2 separate regions of the Mus musculus genome follow, and region 2 is linked to region 1. A link is a contact called in ENCODE Hi-C or POLR2A ChIA-PET data. All regions are on one chromosome and are shown on one strand. The core of a region is the stretch at or near the end of the contact, and the rest is flanking DNA. Distances in the headings are between cores, read along the strand shown.

What was found. A loop is a pair of places that touch in the nucleus more often than their neighbours do. ChIA-PET counts read pairs that join two places held with the same protein, here RNA polymerase II (POLR2A).
Region 2: a map of heart shows a loop between it and region 1 (4-fold over the local background). The contact joins the promoter of Vmac here to the promoter of Ranbp3 in region 1. A Hi-C loop is called at or near these places in 5 of 37 maps with a recorded cell type or tissue (CH12.LX, adrenal gland, heart and 1 more). POLR2A ChIA-PET finds 5 or more read pairs at or near these places in 4 of 5 experiments (Patski and embryonic stem cell).

The regions. Positions count from the first base shown.
Region 1 is chr17:56,671,715-56,675,128 of GRCm38, reverse strand. It overlaps Ranbp3 (RAN binding protein 3), which reads right to left and starts at 1,904. Exons shown (of 17, transcript NM_001252466.1): 1 at 1,718-1,904. The coding sequence starts at 1,739.
Region 2 is chr17:56,715,583-56,718,635 of GRCm38, reverse strand. Vmac (vimentin-type intermediate filament associated coiled-coil protein) reads left to right here and starts at 1,715. Exons shown (of 2, transcript NM_178926.3): 1 at 1,715-2,002; 2 at 2,819-3,053. The coding sequence starts at 1,812. Ndufa11 (NADH:ubiquinone oxidoreductase subunit A11) reads right to left here and starts at 874. Exons shown (of 4, transcript NM_027244.1): 1 at 694-874. The coding sequence starts at 796.

The DNA of each region.
Region 1 (3,414 bases), core at 655-3,154:
CCTGGCTCCCTCTACTGCCTCCATCCTCAATGGCTTGTGTAAAATAGGTAAGGGGGGGGGGGGGGCGGGGCGGCTTACCCAGACTATGCAGGTTCACACAGCTCTGCTTCCTGACCTGCCTCTAGTAACTGACTTACCTGCATCTACCCTTCAAGGCCTGGATGGAGTGTAAATACCTCCCAATGCCCAGTCCCTCCCAGTGTACTCTCTGAAGGACCCCATGTCCCTGGGTGTTCTACAGAAGCCTCAGACTACATGTCACTGCATAGTGCATAGTGAAGTACCACGTCCCTGCTAACAGCCTGACTGTAGTTGTTAAGGAAAAAGGACAGGGCTGAAAATAGACCTCTGGGGGCTAGAGAGATGGCTAAGCAGTTAAGAGTACTGACTGCTCTTTCAGGGGTCCTGAGTTCAATTCCTAGCAACCACATGGTGGCTCACAACTACTGTAATGGGATCCTATGTACTCTTCTGGTATGTGTCTGAAGACAGCTCCAGTGTACTTAGATAAATAAAAATAAATAAATCTAAAAAACAAAAAACAAAAAAAACAGACCCTGAAGTCCCCAAACTGAACCCTGGAGGAGCCCCGAAGGGGCCACCACTGGGTGTCAAGCATCAGGCTGACTGAGAAAGTGTTACATCCCAGAGTGCTCAGGGAGTCAGGGCCACGGGGCAAAAGGGGGTGTGGAAGCAATTAGTATATCAGTGCTCAACCTGTGGGTTGCCACCCCTTTGGCAAATGTCTAAATAGGAAATCCAGAAACATTTACATTACCATTCATAACAGTAGCAAAGCTAGTTATGAAGAAGTAACAAAAATAATTTTATGGTTGGGGTCACCACAATGAGGAACTATATTTAAGGGTCACGGCATTAAGAAGATTGAGAACCACTGAATTAGGAAATACAGATCAGGTGGCCAAGCCTAAATCAGGGGATGTAAGCTGCACTCCAAAGGACTCTGAAGACTGGTAGGAAGAGACGTGCAGGTTCTGCAACAACTGGGTAGTCCTACCATATTCAAACCCCTTAAATGGGATGTCGACTCCAGAGGGGAGGTTTCACGGTGTCAAAAATAAAAACGGGATGTGAAGAAGCAGTTAGGAGTTTCAAGATCAGATGGCCAGGCCTAAATGGGGGGCATCAAGTGCACCTCAAAGGACCTGGAGCCCTGTGGCGGGAATAGGGGCGCCCGGTCCGGGTTTAAGCAGACCTCGGGGTGTAAGCTACAGGTCGGGGTGGCCGAGCACCTTCGCGGGATGAAGGAGAGCCGGACCTGAGCCTGAGGCTATGCCGGGGAAGGAGGCCCAGGCCCCAGGCGAGGGAAGCGGGGAAGGGAGCGTGGCGGGCTGGGCCCGCGAGCAGGCTCGGAGGTCTCGCCCGCCTCGTTCGAGGCCGCGGAGCCGCGTCTCAAGGCCCGTTGGGCTCCCCGGGCGGCCTGCGAGGCCGGAAGGCGTGGGGTGGGGGTGGGGGGTGGGAGGCGGTCGCGGCGCGGCCGAGGAGCCTCGAGGTCGGGAGGAGGCAGAAGCCGGGGCTGCCGCGAGGAACCCGGCCGGGGACCAGACTCCACGGTAGGGGGGCCCGCTGGGTGCCCAGACCGGGTGAGGCCGAACTCCCACAACCTGAAGCGCTCGCCCTTCGACTCTGGGGCTCCCTTGACTTCCCGCCCCGCGCCCGCCTGCCGCCAGCTGGCCCCCGGCGGCGCCTCCCCTACCTTCGTTCGCCAGGTCCGCCATTTTACTTCCTTAAGCCCTCCCACAAGGCCCCGCGCCCGGCCCCCGGGCTCCGAGGGCTTTCTGCTGGGAGAGTTCTGCGCCTGCGCATCCCATAAGCCAGCGCCGGTGTGAGGAGGAGGGAAGCTCGCACCCGCTAGAGCTCCGGCCGCGCGCCTGCGCAGTAACGGCTCTCCGCCCGCCTCTTCCCGCCCGCAAAGGGAAGAGGGTGTGGCTAGCGTGGCACGCATGCGCACAGGCAGCGCCAGTTTGCTATTGGTCCTGAGCTCCTAGCATTGGCAGCATGTTAAGGAGGTGGGGGGGGGGGAGGAGGATGGCCGAGCCCCACGCATGCGCAGGAGAGACGTGCCGCTGCTTGCTGTCCTGACTGCCATCCCGCCACTTTCTCTGTTTGTTTCTCTGGCGTGAGCCTAGGTAGGCTTTTTAGCGATTCCGCGTACAGGAAGGAGTGGCCCATGTCCCTGAATCAGAAGCCAGGCCCTTTCACACAGCTTTCCTATGGCTATTTGGGGTGGTTGAGGAAGAGGCAAAGTCAGAGGTCACCCTAGATTTCAAACACAGGATGTCCTAATAAAACTAGACTCTTAACCTCTCTGGGCATTAGACTTGGCATTGGTGCGCACGCCTTTAATCCCAGCACTCAGGCAGACGCAAGAGGATCTCCGTTTGAGAGCAGCCTGGTCCAGGGCTACACAGACTATGTCTTGAAAACAAACAAACAATAAGTAATAAGAAAAGATGTATTTGTGTATGAGTGCTATGTGTGTGCAGTGCCTACAAAAGGCTAAAAAAGGAAAGGCTATCCTGGAACTGGACTGTGGGTGACCGGTCTAAGCCAACTATGTGGGTGCTAAGAACTCAGGCCAGGCGTGGTGGCGTACGCCTTTAATCCCAGCACTCGGGAGGCAGAGGCAGGCGGATTTCTGAGTTCGAGGGCAGTCTGGTCTACAGAGTGAGTTCCAGGACAGCCAGGGCTATACAGAGAAACCCTGTCTGGAAAAAAGAAAGAAAGAGAGAGAGAGAGAGAGAGAGAGAGAGAGAGAGAGAGAGAGAGAGAGAGAGAGAAGAAGAAGAAGAAGAAGAAGTAAGGAAGAAAGAAAGGAAGGGAGAATGGAAAACCAAACCTATATTCACCTTTGCATACTGACAAGACACCTGAAAGCAGCTACTACGTATTTTAAATCTGGGTATACTCCTATAGATCTGTGAGATAGGGAGACACTGTCACAGTGTAGTCCAGTCTGGTCTTGAACTCAAAATTCTCCTGCCTCATCTTCCCAAGTGCTGGGGCCACAGATATAGAACTCACTCTTGCCGGGCGTGGTGGCACATGCCTTTAATCCCAGCACTTGGGAGGCAGAGGCAGGCAGATCTCTGAGTTCGAGGCCAGCCTGGTCTACAGAGTGAGTTCCAGGACAGCCAGGGCTACACAGAGAAACCCTGTCTCGAAAAAAAAAAAAAAAAAAAAAGAGCTCACTCACACTTTCTTTCTCCCCCCCCACCCCCAGTTTTGAGTATTTTATGTAGCCCAGACTGCCCTCGAAATGGCTTTGTAGATGAGGGTGCCCATGTACTTCTGATCCTCCTGCCGGCACAGCCAGAAAGTTAGGCTAACATATGTCACCATCATACCCAGGTTCAATGGTTTTGGTTTTGGTTTTTGGTTTTTAGTTTTGAA
Region 2 (3,053 bases), core at 466-2,965, 44 kb before region 1:
CTCTCTCTCAGTCCTGGAGAAATAGAACAGCCCTTCCACATTACCTGGGTTCAACTCTCAGGCCCCACACGGGCACCTCACAACTGTCTGCAGCTCCAATTCCAGAGAATCGGACACACAAGACATACAGGTAACACACCAATGAGCGTAAGACAAAACTAAATCACTTTAAATCATTTAAAAATAAGAGCAAATTAATAGGTTCCGTGGTGGCGGAAAATAGAAACAAAACAAAACAAAACAAAAATAACAAAAACATCTTCCAGAGGCTAGATTGGGGTGTAGCCCTGTCATCCCAGCACTCGGGCAGCTGAGGCAGGAGGATCATGCAGGCCAGACTGGAGACAGGAGAATCAAGACCTCAAGGCCATCCTCCGCTACACAGAGGGTTTGCAGTCTTGCCAAGGCAACCCTAGAACTTGTCTTCAAAAACTCCGATGACCCGATCACCCCTTAACCCTAAAAACTCCTGACGACGCTGAAATGACCTTCACATTTTCTCCAGCTTTTGCTCCCTGATATTGACCTACGACCTCTGAAGCCCCTAGGCACTGACGAGTCTACGCCCCTCAAAAGTCTCAACCTCTTCCGCCTTTACAGCCATTGCGCCCCGGCGCCCCAGGGACCTCCGCGCGCCCTCTGACCTTTGCTTCCAGACCTCCGCCCTCCGCCCGCCCACCGGCCCGCGCTCACCGCAAATGCCGCCTAAGGCCGTGGTGATGTAGGTCTTGCGATGACACTGGGTGCCGTCGGGGACCTCATGGTAAGATTCAAAGAACCGCTTCACCATCGCCATACCTAGCTGGGCTTGCTCGGCCGACCCTAAAGCGTCTGGGCGAACTCAAGGGTAGCCGGCTAGGTCAACTCTCGCGAGGTTTCCAGCGCGCAACTTTATTGAACGCCTTGGACGCAGACAAGGCGTGCGCGCATGCGCGCAGTGCAGGTTTGTACCGAGGTCTTATTAATCCCGTAGCAAGATCTGTGTCGTGCTCGGTCCACAAGTGAATCTGGACAGAGACGCCCGTGACGTCAGGAAAGGTAAACTGAGGCCATGAAGAAAAACGCCTCCAGCCCTAGCGAAGACGAGGTTTCTAGTACGGAGAATGTTGATAGTGCATCCAAGGATGGGATTGACAGGTCGCAGGACAGCCATTACACTGTCAGGCAGGTCAGCGATCGAAACTAACAGAAGGTAGGACAATCGCAGGGCAGATATTACAGCGCGAGGCTAGTGATACCCTAGTTAGCCGGAGCTGCACGGACGCGGCGGGACACAGCGCAAAAGCGGTTGGCTCGTCAGGGATCCGGACTGTGTAGGGGTGTGGTTTCATGCCCATCTCAATCAGGACCGCGTGTAACTATTTGGGGGCGTGGCCAGGCTGGGGGCAAGGGGACCAATCGTGAGGATTTAGCGTGAGGATTATAATTGACGGAGACCAGGCCCACTCTGCTTTGGTTTTAAGTCCTCGCTGCACTCGCAGGCACAGCCACACTCAGGAGCTGGTCCTGAAAGGGACGTGAACATTGGCTACGGGGCGTGGCCGCACTTAGTCCTGCCCCTGGTAGAAACGTGGCCAATAGTGAGAGCCCAAGAGGAAGCACACGCCTTCCTCCGGGGGGCGTGTCTTTCTTGACGTCACTTCGAAGTTGGGCGGGGCCTCTTGAGAAGGTTTAAATTAATGCAGCGGCAGCCTGGCAGCTGCATGTGAGGGAGGGGGTGGGGGGTGGGGGTCGGGCTCAGGGGCGGGGCTTCTTGCGTTGTGGGCGTGACCCGACAGGGCGGGGTGGGGCCTGCACGGCAGCCGGGGGCCATGTCTGCGCCGCCACCTCTGCAGATCCGGGAGGCGAACGCGCACCTGGCCGCCGTGCACCGACGCGCAGCGGAGCTGGAGAGGCGGCTGCTGGCGGCTGAGCGCACGATTGGTGCGCAGGCCGAGCGCCTGGCCTGCCACGACCAGCACCTGCGCGCCGCCCTGGATGAGCTGGGTCGCGCCAAGGACCGGTGAGGCCCTGGAGGAGGCCCGGCGGACATCCCAAAGGAGGCGGGTGGAAAGGGCTGGGAACCGAGAGCAAAAATTTCCGGAGCACTAAATGCCCGGCATCACAGCACTAGGAGGGCTGAGACTGGAGGATCAGGAGTTCGGGCCATCCTCGACTACATGGGGACTTTAGAGTATAGCCTGGGTTACTTGAGAGCATTTCAAACTGTTAAAATGAAGCCAGCTGTCCCACCCACAAGGCCGAGTCTGCCGGTAGGTGCAAGAGTATTGTGTCTGATGATCGAAGGAAGCTGCTGGGTAGGGGCCCACATCGGTAGACAAAGGCACAGAACACCCCTATATAGAATAGTCAGATCTGTGACAACCATTTGTGACCATGCGGAAGTCCTACCGAAGGACACACAAAACTGGCACTGTTTTGTTTTTTGAGAGAAGGCTGGCCTTAAAGGCACTATGTAGCTTTCAACCCCTGATCCTTCTGCCTCCATCTCTCGAGTGCTGGGATGACAGAGCGCCAGGCCTGCTGTGGGGCTGAGGGTGCTTTACCAATGACATCAATGGCTCTGTGTATAAAGACACTCGCCACTAAGAATGACAAAGAATTTGATCCCATGGGGCAGGAGGAGCGAACCAACTCTTGAAAATTGTACCTTGACTTCCACATGTTTGCTGTCACATGTGTGCGCCTATGCACATAAACAAGCACACAAAGAAGTAGTGCAGGAGGAGACATAGGGAGTCTCAGAGGATTCTGGAGCAGGTAGATGCCCCCACCCCCACCCCCTGTAGGTAACTACCTTATTTGGTCCTCTTACCAGGGAGATATCTGCCCTCCAAGAGCAGCTGCTGAGCTCTGAGGCCACAGTTCGCAGCCTGCAGGCCGCAGTGGACCAGAGGGACCAGATGATCCAGCAGCTACAGCCTCGGGCTGACCTGCTGCAGGACATCACTCGCCACCGACCACCCCTGGCCGCACTGTTGGCCACCCTGGAGGAGGCAGAGGAACTGGGCCCCTTGCCGGCCAGCCACAGCCATAGGGCCCAGCTACTTCCT